Linked DNA regions of Mus musculus: region 2 is linked to region 1. A link is a loop called in an ENCODE intact Hi-C map of the cell type or tissue named here. Cell type or tissue: heart. All regions are shown on one strand.

What was found. Hi-C counts contacts between places; a loop is a spot of excess contacts. Peaks named below come from ENCODE experiments on the same cell type or tissue, not always from the same donor. Only the 100,000 strongest peaks of a DNase experiment are listed, where the experiment ranks them.
Region 2: a loop joins it to region 1, with 5 times the contacts of the local background. A loop is called at or near these places in 11 of 42 quality-filtered maps.

The regions. Positions count from the first base shown.
Region 1 is chr5:134,962,399-134,970,398 of GRCm38, forward strand. No RefSeq gene overlaps it. Among named protein-coding and RNA genes, the nearest start is that of Cldn4, 19 kb to the left of the region's middle. In heart, CTCF peaks have their summits at 1,462 (motif pointing left), 3,316 (motif pointing left) and 4,006; DNase peaks (open chromatin) are centred at 1,353, 3,293, 3,629 and 4,093; H3K4me3 peaks cover 1,242 bases; H3K27ac peaks cover 325 bases; H3K27me3 peaks cover 2,264 bases.
Region 2 is chr5:134,743,670-134,751,669 of GRCm38, forward strand. Eln (elastin) reads right to left here and starts at 3,654. Exons shown (of 37, transcript NM_007925.4): 1 at 3,488-3,654. The coding sequence starts at 3,572. It overlaps Gm30003 (a long non-coding RNA gene), which reads left to right and starts at 2,043. Exons shown (of 4, transcript XR_868587.3): 1 at 2,043-3,639. In heart, a CTCF peak has its summit at 4,757 (motif pointing right); DNase peaks (open chromatin) are centred at 2,332, 3,472, 4,002, 4,672 and 3 weaker places; H3K4me3 peaks cover 1,230 bases; H3K27ac peaks cover 1,398 bases; H3K27me3 peaks cover 2,083 bases.

The sequences.
Region 1 (8,000 bases):
GAGGGGCTGGGGGCATGGCTCAGTGGTAGAGCCCCTGCCTAGAATCCTCTAGTGAGGGGCTGGGCCCGTGGCTCAGTGGTAGAGCCCCTGCCTAGAATCCCCCAGGGAGGGGCTGGGGGCGTGGCTCAGTGGTAGAGCACCTGCCTAGCTTTTGCAAAACTCTGTTTCTCTCCTTAACAATAAAAGGGAGAAGGAGAAAGACACCAGAACACAGTAGAGGCACATAGGAGGACTTTACTGATATCCCGTGTTCTCAGATGGCTACAGCCTCCTCTTGCTTGTTCCCTTCCTAGTGGAAAAATCTCCCCCTCATCGGTCCTGTTGGCACTCTTCCTCCCCAGTGCTGGGATTGTTGGCCTGGCCACCACGCTCCAGCTCATTTGATTTTCTTTTTTCTTTTCTTTTCTTTTTGTTTTTTTTGTTTGTTTTGCAATCCTAGGGATTACATTTAGGAGCTTTAGTACAGAAGGAAAGTGTTCTACTACTGAGCTACACCCGGTATTGTAAGTAGTTTATACTGGAAAGTTGTCATTTATTATTTGAGCTCGCTTAGAAGCTGGCTCTGAGCTGGACACAGTGGTTCATAGCTTTAAACCCAGAACTCTGGGGGCGGTGGCAGGGGGGGGGGCGGTGGTGGCGCACGCCTTTAATCCCAGCACTTGGGAGGCAGAGGCAGGCGGATTTCTGAGTTCAAGGCCAGCCTGTTCTACAAAGTGAGTTCTAGGACAGCCAGGGCTATACAGAGAAACCCTGTCTCGGAAAAACAAAACAAAACAAACAAACAAACAAACAGAACTCTGAAGGCAGAGGCAAATGAATCTCTACGAGTTCGAGGTCGACCTGGTCTAAAAGGTAAGCTCAGGACCTTTTCTCAAGCAGCAGCAACAATTTGAAGCTGCCTCTACCAGCAGGCCAACCTACCACTTTTTTGGAGGAGGGATGAGGGAGTTGGAGACAGGGTTTCTCTGTGTAGACCAGGCTGGCCTCAAACTCAGAAATCTGCGGGTCTCTTCCTCCCAAGTGCTGGGATTAAAGGCGTGTGCTATCGCCACGGGACTAGCCCTCACTTTGGACTAAAACAAGTTTATGTCAAGTGGCCTCCAATGTCTGTGCCTTGCCCCTGTCTATCGCTGCCCCTTTAGGGAGAGGGAACAATAGCTAATCATCCCCCAAAGTTGAAACCCAGTATCTTTAACAATGGCTGGAAAGGAAACATTGTTGCCAATGGTTATCCCAAGGTATGAAAAATGCTACAGTGGGAGAGAGAGAAACCTCAAGCTCGGCCCCAGGGGAACTCCAGCTCACTGCCTCAAGCCTCCCTGTCAGTTTCTGCAGAATGCTGTGACTTCCTGATGACGTCACCCCTTTGGGCTGCTAATTTCTTTTTACTTGGAAGTGTTCTCTCCCCGCCCGCCCCCTCCTGCCTACTCAGGGAAATATTGCACTCTGGCTGGGCCTCTAAGGTATCCGGAACTTCAGTTGACTGCCTCAAAGGGACATCCCTGGATTTCTGATGGATGTTTGTAAGCCTCCAGGTTTAATTCTGTTTCGCTACCACACTCCCCGTTAAACATGCCCAATCCCAATGCTTAGAACATTTTATTTTTAAGATTTACTTTATATATATATATGAGTACACTGTCTCTGTCTTCATACACACCAGAAGAGGGCATTAGATCCCATTACAGATGGTTGTGAGCCACCATGTGGTTGCTGGGATTTGAATTCAGGACCTTCGGAAGAGCAGTCGGTCCTCTTAACCGCTGAGCCATCTCTCCAGCCCTGAATATTTTTTATTTTATATGAGTGAGTGTTTTGCCTGCATGCATGTCTAGGCACCAAGAGTATACAACACCTGCGGAAGATGGTGTTGCTGGGCTAGGGAATTTCTAGTAAAGTAGAAATACAAGGCCCCAAGGAAAGACCTCAGGGGACTGAAGACATGGCTCAGCAGTTAAGACCACACAGTGCTCTTACAGGGGACCTGAATTTGTTCCCAGCACTCATGTCAGACAGCTTACAACCACCTGCAATTTGAGCTTTAGGGAATCCAATGATCTTGTCTCATCTCTGTAGGTCCTGCACCCACCCTCGGACACACAAATGTACATACATTTTAAAAACTGAGCCAGGCGGTGGTGGCACATACCTTTAGTCCCAGCAATCGAGAGGCAGAAGCAGACCAAGCTCTGGGAATTAGAGACCAGCCTGGTCTCCGTAGTGAGATCCAGGATAGCCAGAGCTATGTAATAAGATGGGTCTTATAAATAGATGAATGGATGGATAGATAGATAGATAGATAGATAGATAGATAGATAGAGGGGCCATAGAAATGGTTTAGTGATTAAGAGCACCAGATACTCTTTCAGAAAACTTGGGTTCAAGTGTCAGCACCCACATGGAGGCTCACAATTCTGTTTAACTCCAGTTGCAAGGGATCTAGTGCCCTCTTCTGTCCTCCAAGGGCCCTTGGCACACACCACCTGGTGCAAGACATAAATGCAAGCAAAGAGGCAGAGGGATTTCTCAGTTAGAGGCCAGCCTGGTCTACAAAGTGAGTTCCAGGACAGCCAGGGCTATACAGAGAAACCCTGTCTTGAAAAACCAATAAATACATACATACATACATACATACATACATACATACATACATACATAAATGCAAGCAAAACATCTATACCTATAAAATTGAAAATACAACAAAAGTACATTTAAATGTAGGTTATGTCTTTTAAAAATAGGGATGGAACTGGGCAGTGATCACACATGCCTTTAATCCCCACACTCAGGAGACAGGTGGATATCTGAGTTTAAGGACAGCCTGGTCTACAGAGTGAGTTCTCAGACAGCCAAGGCTACACAGAGAAATGTCTCAAAAAGGGGCAAGGCAGGTATTGGGATATGCCTCAGCAATAGAATGCCTACCTAGCTCTCATGAGACCCTTGCTTTAGTCACCACTACCACCAAACAAATAAAAAATTTTGAGACAGCATCTCACTATTTAGACCTGGATGATCTGGAACTCACTATGTAGACCAAACTGGACTTGAACTCTTAGAGACCCAGAGTCAGGGTGTGTGTGGTGGTGGTGGGATGGCGGGGCTTTAAAGGTGTGTGCCACTACTCCAGGCAAATTTAAAATCTTAAAACAAAGAAACTCCAGTCGGGGCATCACTACCTCCTGTCCCAGGCCACTCTTTTCACATCAGCCTCAACTCTCTGTCCAGCAGCAATCTCTAGCTCCGCGGCTAGATTAGCCCTGAGCCTGCAATAGCTCTTGCTAGCGTCGCCCTCTTCTGTTTGCTAGTGGGAACTGCATCCATAAAGTGTCCAACAAGGTTTGATAGAAAATTTGAAAATCTCAAACAACACTGGAAGGAGAGGCACCGGGCGTTAGAACAGGTTGCTAAGGCACCTACAAATTGACTGCGCATGTAGAGAACTACGGGTGGGTTTCTTTTTACATTTGCAAAATATTAACAGTTGTGGAATACTGGAGATCTGAATCTGTCCTGCCCCGGGTTCGCGCTGACCGGCAGGATAACTAGACGAGGTCCAGTGCACCTTAGGAGCCTGCGGAGAGAGCAGCAAGTGTAGCCGAGTTGTGACATAGTCTGAGAAGGCCACTCTGGGGCAGGAGTATGAGGTCCCAGGAGACTGAATGGCAAGAAGGGCCTGTCCATTCCTGGTGGGGAGCTGTGGACCTAGGCTCAAGAACACCCCTTAGTGGAGGTGAGCGTTCCTGCAGCTTGGCCCACTTGCGCGCGCGCGAGCGCGCGTGCGTGTGTGTGTGTGTGTGTGTGTGTGTGTGTGTGTGTGTGTGTGTGGTGTGCATGCCATGACACGCATGTAGAGGTCAGAAAACAACCTACTGCAGTTTTCTTCTTTCACCTTGTGATTTCTGGGAACTGAACCCGGTCTTAGCTGCAAGCCCCTTCACGTGCGGAGGCACTTCACTGCTCCCCGGCACACAACGACACCACCTCTGCTTGGTCTTGTGGAAATACTGCCACCCTGAGGACCTAGCTTCAAAGAGTCCTCCCAGGCCGGTCCTGATGTAGTCTGTCTGAGGATAAGTGTGCGCCTTAGTGGCGGAAAGGAAAGAGGAACTGTTTGAGCCACTAGGAGGGCTGTAAAATTACGTATCGGCCCAGCAGCTCCACCCCTTAAAAGACGGAGACCCTGCCCACATGCTGGAGATGGATGGAGAGCCCCACCTATAGATTCACTTCAGGACCCGAAGCTCCGCCCACACTCTCACCTTTGCCTCATCTAGACACTAGATGGCCTTGCCAACATTCTCCTAATGGATTTGATAGGCCTGCTTGCAATATTGTCAAAAACATGGCTTACTTACATACAGGGAAACTCCGCCCACAGGGATACTTTGGCATGGATGGCCCCGCCCACATGCTCACCTAGGAAAAGCCACTGAAAGCAAACTGGGCCAGCTAACCTTACTCTGAAACACCAGCACCCATAAAGTTCTTGACTACAGTTCCTGAAGATGTGAAGTCCACGTTCTGACCTCTGCCAGCACACCAGGCACGCACGCTATGCACATCACATATATACAGGCAACACTCACATAAATGAAACCAAATTAATCTTTTAAAAAAGGGAGAAAACCCTGGCCTCACACGAGGCCCATTCACCAAGCCCCCTGCTTCTTCACCCCTTCAAGCCATCTCCCCGAAATTCCCCAGGGAGAATGAAAGCTCCGCAGCGAAAGAGACTGCGATTTCGCTAGGGGAAAAAGGAGCCCAGGGGGACGAAGAAGGGGGTTAGAGTGGGCCAAGGAATTCAGGGATCTAGTCTGGGACCAGGACGTTCCCTTGACTAGGCAACCAGGCAGCCCCCAGGCTGGGTTACACTGGATCTGGCCGAGACCGGAAGAAAGATCTCTTGGGCAGGGCCTGTTTACGACTTAGTGAAACCTAGCCCTGGGGAGAGAGAAGTTTCTCCCGAGGGGGAGGGGGAGGCAGGTGTGACTCACCCCTCCCTCACCTGATCTATGACACCTAAGAGCCTACCTGGGAATTACCCCAGAGTAGCGCACCAACCAGGTTTGACTGAGAGAAAAACCGATTCCACCCTGACCTGGCCGCTCTCACCTCGCACCTTCCCAATGTACCCCCCCACGGGAGAGTCAGGTCACACCCAGAACTATGGACTTTCTGGGTGAGAATACAACACCCTGTCACGCAAGAACAAGGCCCATCTGCTTTAGACTCAGTTTGCACAGGGCACAAGCAGGAGGAAGGCAACATACAGTAGGCACACGCAGTGTAAGCACACAGTGGGGCAGGCAGCATGCAGGAGGTTCAGTATTCAGAAGACACGCGCAAGGGTCAGGGAATGTGCAGGAAGTGCAAGGGTCAGGGAATGTGCAGGAAGTGCAATCGGCGGGAGGTCTAGGTGCTCACTACCCTGCTGTAAAGGACAGACACCAGGAAACTTAACAAAAACCCGGCTTCCACACTAGGCCCACTCACTAACTCACGCCCGTCTGCCCCAACCTGTTTTACTTCTCAAATAGCCCTAAGAGGTCCAGGAAGCTGGAAGGAGAAACCTGAGCCCTAGGGCAGCAGAGAGAGAGGGAACCATCAACTGATTAGAGCCAGGTAGACCCTCTCCAAGAACCCTAAGAGGAAAGCCACGGCCGACCGCAGAAGTCTCCGTGACACCCGTGATAATCCAGAGGGTGAAATATCACACGATGCCCCTGGATCTGCCCTCGGGCTTTGCCCTTTGCTGATGGTTGGGGTCCTTTGAGTTTTGTTGCCGGTTTAGTTTGGTTTGGGTTTTTTCATGGCAGGTGTGTAACCCTGGCCATCCTGGAACTTGCTCTGTAGACCAGGCTGGCCTCAAACTTAGAGACTGGCCTGTCTCTGCTGGGATTAAAAAACTAAGTCACCACTGCCCAGCCGTTTGTTGTTTGTTTGTTTGTTTGTTTGTTTGTTAATGCTGGGGTTTGAACCCTGAACCCAGAGCTTCTCACCTGTTGGCCAAGAGCTCTAACTCTCAGCTCCACTCCAGCAACGTGCACAACTTGTGTGTGTGTGTGTGGTCAGATTCAAAAGTAATAATAAAAAATAAGAATCAGCCAAGCTTAATGGCACACACCTTTGATCCCAGCACTTGGGAGGTGGATCTCTGTGCTCCTAAGCCAGTGTGGTCTACATAGAGTGTTCCAAGACAGCCAGGGCTATGTAGAGAGGCTCTGCTTCAAAAACCAAACCAAACCAAAATGGAATAGTAAAAATGAAGGGGGCTAAGGATGTGTCTGCACACAGGAGACCCTGGCTCTCACTCCCAGCAGTGCTGACTGTGGTGTGGCACACCTGCAATCCCAGCAGCCAACAGATAGGGTCAAGAGGATTAGAACTCCAGATTGCGCCAGGCAGAGGTGGTAGTTGATGTGATTTTTATAAAATTCGGTATGATATGGCGGGAGGGGTGCCTTAGTGGGCCAGTGATGAGGCATTCCCCTGAGGTCAGCCCTAGGATAGGTCTAGTATAAAAGGAAGTTTATTTGGGACCTGGGAAGGGGGTCTGGAAGAGGGAGTAGAGGCAGAGAAAGAAAGGGACAGAGAAGGACAGAAAGAGAGAGGAGAGAGAGAGAAGGGAAGAGGCTGGCCAGGAACATATGGGGGGAGAGAAAAGAAAAAGATAGGGAGGGAGAGGGGAAGAGAAAGAGAGGAACAAGAGAGAGAGAGAGAGAGAGAGAGAGGGAGAGAGAGGGAGAGAGAGAGAGAGAGAGAGAGAGAGAGAGAAAAGGAAGCCCAAACAGTCCTTATAGTCCTTATACACCTGTCTCTTACCTGGCCATTGCTAGGTAACTGTTGGGTGGAGCCTAGAGGAAATGCTAACAGTGGTGGTGCTGGTGGCGCCCATCTTTCATCCCAGCACTCAGGAGCAGGTAGATCTCTGAATTTGAGGCCTGCCTGGTCTACAGAGCAAGTACTAGGCTGTCCCTAGGACAGCCAGGGCTACACAGAGAAATGCTGTCTTGAAACACAACAACACAAAGAAGTTCCAGGTTCATAGCTAGTTTGAGACAGGGCCTCAGTGCTGCCCAGGCTGGCCTCTAACTCACTGCACTGCTAAGTATGACCTTGATGTCCTTATGTCTGATCCTGCCTCCTAAGTGCTGGGGTTACACGCTTGCTCCATGCTAGCACAGGTCATTTTCTTTGAGCATCTGCCTATCCAGCTGCAAATTAAGGCTCTCTTTGTCTTCTCCTATTTGTTTGTTCACCTCTGGAAGCTGTTCCTAGTTCTCAGAAAGACAATAACAACATTTACTAGCTTTTGATAAAGAATATTACACAGGTACAGGTGTAATGGCTCACGCCTATAATCACCAGCTACTTGGGAAGACGAGCCAGGGAGATCAAAAGTTCAAGGCTTATCTGGGAGACGTAGTCAGGTCCTGTCTCCAAATGAAAAACTCTAAAGGGTTAGGAATATAGGCTAGTGGTAGAGCGTTTGTCTAGCATGCAAGGGGCCTAGACTCAACCGTTATTTTTTTCTTGAGACTGGTGAGGGTCTCACATAGTCCTGGCTGACCTCAAACCCATTATGTAAACTGGAACTCTATTTAGATTTGGCTTGCTTGCTTCGAGACAGGGTTTCTCTGTGTAGCCCTGGCTGTCCTAGAACTCACTCTGTAGACCAGGCTGGCCTCGAACTCAGAAATCTGCCTGCCTCTGCCTCCCAAGTGCTGGGATTAAAGGCGTGCGCCACCACACCAGGCTTCATTTAGATTTTTTTAATTATTTTACTTTACATATAAATATGCACCAAGTACATACATATCTGTTAGATCCCCCGAAACTGGGTTAAGCACCAAGTACATACATGTCTGTTAGATTCCCCCGAAACTGGGTTAAAGATGGTTGTGAACTATCTTGTAGATGCTGGAAATCGAACCTGGGTCCCACAAATCCTTTTTTTTTCCCAAAGATTTATTTATTTATTAAATGTAAGTACACTG
Region 2 (8,000 bases), 220 kb before region 1:
AGAGGTTGGGCACACAGCTCAGAGGTAGAAGACTTGCCTAGTATACCCCAAGGCCATAGGTTCAGTCCCCAGCACCACAAATAAACAATAATAAATAAGGAACAAAACCTTAGAAAAACCAAAAATAGGAACGAATTCCAAGGGCTCTCAGCTCCCTGGCAAATTGCAAGAGAGTCTGTCACTTTACAATTTCCACGTCCCATGGTCATCTCAGTGGATATATTTTATATTACGTTATCATATTACATTATCATCTCAGCAGCAGCTGCTATCAAGTGGCCACTGCTCCCCTTGTCCCCAAACGCCGCTGATTCTTAGGGGGCTGGGCCCTAAGAAGTAGGAATGTTTCTTTCTTCTTGCAGGCCAAGGAAACCTAGAGTCAGCCCGATGAAGCGCCTTAGCATGGTATCTACATTTGACCTCGGATTTGCTGCCAGGAGGTTCAAAGATCACAGGGAGCGCGGGGCCAAGCGAGAGTCCAGTGGGGCAGCCTGGATTGAGCAGATAAAGCCTCACCGAGCTGTTTGTTTCGTGCACAGAGCAGGCTGCCAGGCACTTTTCAAAAGCTACCCGTGCTCCCGTGGGTGGGCGGACTGTTCCTTGCTCCAACAAGACACACAGAGCTGGATCAAGGGACTAACTCTTTGGCTGTGCATCAGAGGCACCTGGGGAGCTGTTAAAACCCAACTCCCTCAGTCAAGAGCCTCCGCAGATCAAATAAAGGAAGAGCTCGTGGGTCACAGCATTGACCCAGGCGACCGGCATGTTCATCGGGGTTGAAATCTGCTGAGATAAACCTTCAGGGAATAAATGACAGGAGGGATATTAAAAACATGTCTGGTGTCAGGGAGAGCATTGAACTTAGTTTTATGTCTAATGTGCCCCTCCCTCAACACACACTTTTTTGAAGAAGGAGTTTCATGTAGCCCAGGCTAGCCTACAATTCACTACATAGATGATGGCCTTAAACTCCCAATCCTCCTGTCTCTACATCTCCAAAATGCTAAAACAGGCAACAGACAGGCATGCTACCATGCCTGATTTTCTTTTTCTTCTGGTGACCTTTTACTTTCTTTTGGGTTGGGGGTGGGTGGGTAGGGTCTTACTACATAGCAGAGGCTGCCTTGGAACTTACTCTGTAGCACAGTTTCTGGGCCACCATACCTGGCTCATACAACCCTTTTAGCATAGAGGCTGAAGCAAGCCAGTATTCAAAGGAAATGCTATTACTACCTCCGTCAGTGACAAGGGATCACTAGGATCAGACAGGTGGGGGACTAGGTATATGTGACCAGTGGCCAACTCCTCCCAGGACTCTGACCTCTTTGGACTTCAGTGGAGTCTGAACAGATCCTGAAAGGCATCAATTCACATGCCTCTTACTTGAACCCGGTGACTCTGACCACCTGGGACAGAGTTTAGGTTTCTCGTCATAGGGAATAATGGCAACTGAATATGGAGTGATATCACCCAGGCTGCAAGGGAGGAGGGATTGTTCTGTCCTTAAAGGAAGACTCCGCCCCAGGGCTGTATCTTCCTAATATTCCCTGGCACCTCCCCCCAGGGCAGAAAGCTAGTTGATATTAGCTTCCAGGGACAGCTTTAGCCTATCCCAGACTCTAATTCTGTACCTTTCAAGAACTGGGTTATGTAGCCTAGGCTAGCCTTGAACTCCCTATACAGTTAAGCATGACCTTGAACTCCTAACTTTTCTGCTTCCTCCTCCTGAGAGCTGGGACCACAGGCATGAGCCACCACCTCTGGTTTAATGTGGTGCTGGGGATAGAATGCAGAGCTCCGAGTGTGCAAATGAGAACTCTCCTAGGCGAGCCACGCCTCTAGCCTGCTTGTAGATGATACTGAGACAAGATCTCACTATAGCTCAGGCTGCCCTCGACTCGATAGCATCCTGTGTCAGGTGTGGTTTTTCATGCCTAACTTCAGCTTCCCTATTTGTAAAGATAAACAGTTTCTTTATGATGAACTAGTATAACCATCCAGGGAGAAGGGTGGGCAAATGTTACGAGACCACATCTGGGGCAGGAGGGTCAGGTGACCCAGAGACACTGCTCTTTAATGGGTCCTCCCGTTGGTACCCACAAACCTCAGTCTCGTTCCAGCCCTGGAACTCTTGTTCTACAGTGGGCTCCTAGCCCCCAGCAAGTAAGTCTCATGGGACAGATGCTGTTCTTATTCAGTCTCTGACCACAGCCCTGTCCAACCCCGCCCTGTAGCCTCCTGTCCCCAGTCCAAGTTCAGGTTCCCACAACAATGAGGTCTCTTAGGGAAACCAGACCCCAGCAGATGGTTCATAGGTTCACACCTCTTTCCCCACAGCTGGATGCACCTTTCATCTGGGAGCAGACTCCTTCCTCCCCATAACCCAACATGCCCGGTCAGGATACATATCAGATGACCAAAAGGATACCTTGAGGCTCAGCCTCTGATACCAGCCATGTCCTGATTGCCAGGAGATGGGCACTTTCCCCAGCTCACGCTCTGGCCTGTATTCCATCTCAGCAAACCCTCATACAGGCATGGACTCGCTCACGCTCACACACACACAGTGACGTCCTACACCTGGGCACCAGACGTCTTTAGGACATTTTTTTTTTAAGACAGCCTGATAGAACCCAAATGGCTCACTAGGTAGCCAATGATGTCTTGAATTCCTGATCCTCCGATGACCACCACACAGGTATGTGTCACCACGCCCACCTAGTTTACTCAGAGCTTTGAGAATGTTTAGCATGCCTTCCATCAACAGGGACGTCCTCAACCCTCCTGGTTGCTCTTGAGACGGGGTCTGGTTGGCTTTGAACTTACATGTTGGGGGTCACAGGTGTGGCTCACCACGCCCAGCTGGGTGTTGGACTTTGGCAGATCCCATCACACAACTTCACGGTTTGCCTCCCTGTACCTCCATCTGTCTAGGAACGGACTTGTGAACAGACCTTCATACCATCCCAGACACATTTCCTTCAGGGACATGCTTGGCTAGAACCTCACACTGACACCTGTGCAACATAGTATGAAACACACACGGGCGCATACACACACACACACACACACACACACACACACACACACACACACACAGAATCCGAACATCTCCAAGCAAAGACAAACCAGGATTGTCTCTCCCCAGGCTGGTATGTACACAGGTGTGCACAGGTATGCAAACTGCCACCACCACTGGAAAGTACTCAGGTGACTCAGAGGACCCCTTCGAGCTTGGACAGGAGGTAGGGACCATCCTGACTGGCGGGAGTGTAGCTTTGACAGGACCCCTAACACGGAGCTGGCTCCCAAGAGGAGACAGTTCCCAGAACCCTCCCTGTCTCGAGGAGGGGGGATCTGGAGCTGAAGGGCTCATCCATCTCCGGGATTCCCCATCAGTCTTGCCACCTGGCCGGCAGGGTCCCGCAGATTGTGGACAGCGTGGGACCAGCGAGGGGCAGCGTGGGACCGGCGAGGGGCCCCTTACCTCCAGGCTGCGCGGGATGGAGGAGGTTGAGCAAGAGGATCAGCAAGACGCCAGGCTGCGGGACTACCGCTGTCAGACCCGCCATCTCGGGGAGGACTGCCCCAGCCTGCTCTCAGCGCCTCGTTTTATCCCCAAAGCGTAATTGCTGCCTGGTAGGCTGCTGTGAGGGAAGGAGGGAGGGAGAGAGGGCGGGTGAGAGGAGGGCGGGAGGAGGGGGAGCTGGGGGAGGGGGCCGCGGGGGAGGGGGCAATTACGAAAGGCCAGACTTGCAAGCCTCCTAGGCTGAATCTGCCTCGACTATGGGTCTATTTTCCTGCACACACACACACACACACACACACACACACACACACACACACACACTGACGCGCGCGTGCTCTGCCCCCCCCCCCCCCCATCGCTTTCCCGCTTTCCCTCTGTAGCTGTTTGCTTGCTCCTGGCCCTGTTCCCGCCAGAAAGTGCAAGGGGGGCCTTTGCCAGGACAGCCCTCTGGAGAGGAAGCAGGAGGGAGGGCCCAGGCAGCCCGGCCAAAAAATCCCAGCCCTAGCCAAGGCTGGAGTAGCCAGGCCCCCGCCCCTCTGCCTGGGCCCCAGGCCCAGTGTGGGGACACAGGCCAGCTGTCCCGCGCCTCAGCTCCCACCCTGGTCCTGCAGACACCCCAACACCCCCAAGCCTGGCTAGAGACAGGCTTTACCCAAAACTGGGTTAGGTAGGTTGATGGGGCTAAGGGAGTCTGCCTATAGAGTTCAAGGTCTGCGAGCAGAATTGTCTGGGAGAGAGAATAGGATAGACATGGTACCGTGGGGGCATTTTAGGAACAGATTAGAGACCTTGACATACGATCTAGTTCATCATGGTTGAGACAGGTCTTAGCCATCTGTTTGAAGCCTGGGAAAGGGTGTTGGATCTATGGGTCTATGGTTGCAGAGACCAAGGGGCTGAGGTCAGGCGAGTGGCTTGGGAGTGAGAGCCATGTATTTAGTGTCTCCCTAGGGCTCAAAGATGATCCTTGCATAAGGTGTTGGTTGGTTCTGTAAGGGCCACGAGCACAGCTTTGCACCGCCCCTGAGCAAGGCACAGTGTCCAACAGAGGTCATACTGGGTCTTAGGTGCCTGGTAGGGAACATGGAGGTGGGAGCTCTGTGCAGGTGACTATTAACTCAGTATTCTCCTTCTTGCTTGTTCACCACCTGTCCAATGCTCTCACTTGCATCTGGAAACTGATTCTCTTGGAGGCTCTGGGAAGGCTTGATGATGCTATTCCTCTACTGGCCAGAAGGGGGCAGCCTATGCTGAACCAGCAGAGAGCCCTCCAGGAAAGCTTGCGATCAGTGCCCTGGCCACCCTGTCCCTGAGCATATGGAGATCCTGTAAGGCTTTAAGGAATGTGAAGTGTAGGTCAGAGAAAGATTATGTCATTCTCAGACTCCTGAGTGTATGTGGAGTACTGTAGGACAGGAGAGGGAGATGGTTGCTTGCTGTATACAGGTCATAGTTGGTTAGAAGAAAAAGTCTAGGCCATAGGTCCTAGAGTCTTTCTCTTGTAGGGGGTGGTGCAGAGGGGTGAGTTAAAGATGTCTTATCAGATGTCTTATACAGTACAGGGCATAGAGGAGTCTGCAGAGATGACAGCATTGGCGGAGGTGGGGGTGGGAGATCAAAGGCAGGTGGCTTAGGTGGACCTGGGCTAATTTTTGGTTCTCTTGTCTTGGTGCTCTTGTGTTTCTTCTTCTTCTTCTTCTTCTTCTTCTTCTTCTTCTTCTTCTTCTTCTTCTTCTTCTTCTTCTTCTTCTTCTTCTTCTTCTTCTTCTTCTTCTTCTTCTTCTTCTTCTTCTTCTTCTCCTCCTCCTCCTCCTCCTCCTCCTCCTCCTCCTCCTCCTTCTCCTTCTCCTTCTCCTTCTCCTTCTTCTTCTCCTCCTTCTCCTCCTCCTCCTCCTTCTCTTTCTCCTCCTCCTCCTTCTTCTTTTCTTCTCCTTCATTTCCTCCTCCTCCTCTTTTTCCTCTTCTCCCTCTCCTACTTTTCTTCCTCTTCCTCCTTCTCTCTTCTTTCTATCCTCCTTCATTTCCTCTCTCCTTCCTTCTATTTCTTCCCCATAATTCCCTTTACTCTTTCCTTTCTCCCCCTCCTATGTCTTCCTCTTCATTCTTCCCCCTTCCTTCCTTCCTTCCTTCCTTCCTTCCTTCCTTCCTTCCTTCCTTCCTTTCTTCCTTCCTTCCTGCCTTTCTCCTTCTGTCTCCTTTCCCCTCCCTTCTCTCTTTCCTTACTTCTTTTTCCCTCTCTCCCGTTCCTCTCTTCCTCCATTTCTTCCAAGATGCTCACAGTCTCACTATATAACCCAGGCTGGCCTTGAACCCCAGAGCCTCCTGACTCAGCCTCCTGAGCATTGGGATAATTGTGTACCTCTGTAGAGCTCGCTTGTCTCATCTGTTTGCTGATGCCAGCTATCCTTAACTAGGAAACTCAGCACAAAGACAAGGAAAGCTTGGGCACACGTTTCTACCCTGAGCCCAGAAGTGTTCTGTATCCATTTGGTACCAACAGTATCATGGCTGAAGCTAGGTCTACAATCTCTGCCCCCGTTTGTGGTGTAGCTGTCTGGCTCAACAGAGCCTCTACTGTGTCAGTCTGAGATCTTAGACAATTTCCCCCATCCCATGATCTACCACCCAAGACATCACCAGAATTTTGGAAAAGGGAGACATGATAGGAGGATCATCTCAGAGCTTGGCACGGCGCTTGTGCGGCGGGAGCAGGAGGTCGTAGTGTTCAGTTCCATTGTGTGTGTATGTGCCATGGCATGCATGTGGGGATCAGAGGAGCTTGCAGGAATGGGCTCACTGCTCCCTCCAAGCGGGTCCTGGGACTTGAACTCAGGTCATCAGGCTCTCCAGGAAGCTTCCTTTACTCCCTGAACCATCTTCATGACTGGAGGATAGAGTGATACCAGCCTGAGTTAAATAGCATGCTCCAGGTTAGCTTGGGCTGCTTTGCAATACCTGATCTTATAGAGCAAAAGACATGGGTATAGTGGTGCATTCTTGGAATCTCAGCACTTGGGAGGCAGAGGCAGAAGAAACAGAAGTCCAAAGTCATCTGTGTTACGTAGTGAATCTGAAGCCAGACTGGGCTCCATGAGACACACACACACACACACACACACACACACACACACACCTAAAAAAAAACCCAAACTAAAACATGAGGAGAAATTAAAATATGAGAGAGAGAGAGAGAGAGAGAACATAAACCATCTAGAAACGGCACAGCATGGGCATAGCTCTTATGTACTGTGTTGATTTTGGGGATACCCTGGGTAAACTGATTACGAGGTTCCCAAAGTCCCTAACTCAGCCCTTAATGGGGACAGAGACCATGACATGGGCACGGCTTGAGGCTCCAAGTCCTGGGTGGAGGGAAGCAGGGGTGCTGGTGGGGAGCTGGGCCCCTCTCCTCTTGGAGTAGTGACGCGGGCAGGAACTGGCTCGCAGACTTGCAAACCACAGTCTGCTTGGAGCTTTATTAATTCCAGGACTGGGAAAGAGGCTGGAGCCAGCAGGAGAGGTTTCCTGTGAGGATCCAGGAGAGGTATAGAGGGAAGACTTGCTGGAGCTGGAATAGGCCTCAGGCTGCTGGGCCAAGGACCTGCTTCGTGCCCCAGTTTTTGGTCTCTTGAACTCAGTGCGCTAGCTTGCCCCACATGTGCTACAAAGGCTCCACGCACCTACAAAGGGTACATGGCCCCAGATTCTCTGCACTGCTCATCCCCTCAAGTTAACACAACACATGCACTGATATGGCAAAGGCAAGGAATGCCAGTCATGGGCTGACATCCATTCATTAGCCAGTTGCTTGAACATTCCAGAAATCCAGCCGTCTTCAAGTGCTCGGCCACCTCTCTAGACAGCGTAGAAAGGATAAAATGAGCTTTTTTACAAAACTATTCTCAGAGCATGGCTGGGTGCCCTTGACCAAGATCACTGACAAACTCTGATGCCCGCTGGGTGCCCAGCTCGCTGTAGGCGGAGGGGCACCCAGGAGAGTCATTTGGGCAAAGTTGTGGTGGGATGCTGCTCTTCCCATGTCCCTCTAGCTGGAGGGGCAGAGTGTTCAGGTTCTATGTGGCTCTAAGAACATCAGTGATTTGTGCAGAGACCCTCAGTAGCCATTCAGGTAACTTTTAGCCCCTTTGTTTTGTTTCTTTCTTCTACAGTCCTGGGGATACATCTGGGGCTTTGCAGATACTGTACCACTGAGCCACACCCCCAGCCCCTCCCTGGGGGATTCTAGGCAGGGGCTCTACCACTGAGCCACGCCCCCAGCCCCTCCCTGGGGGATTCTAGGCAGGGGCTCTACCACTGAGCCACGCCCCCAGCCCCTCCCTGGGGGAATCTAGGCAGGGGCTCTACCACTGAGCCACGCCCCCAGCCCCTCCCTGGGAGAATCTAGGCTGATTCTTCACAACAGACCTACATCTTTAGCTTTTTAAAAAAAACTTTTATTTCAAGATAGAGT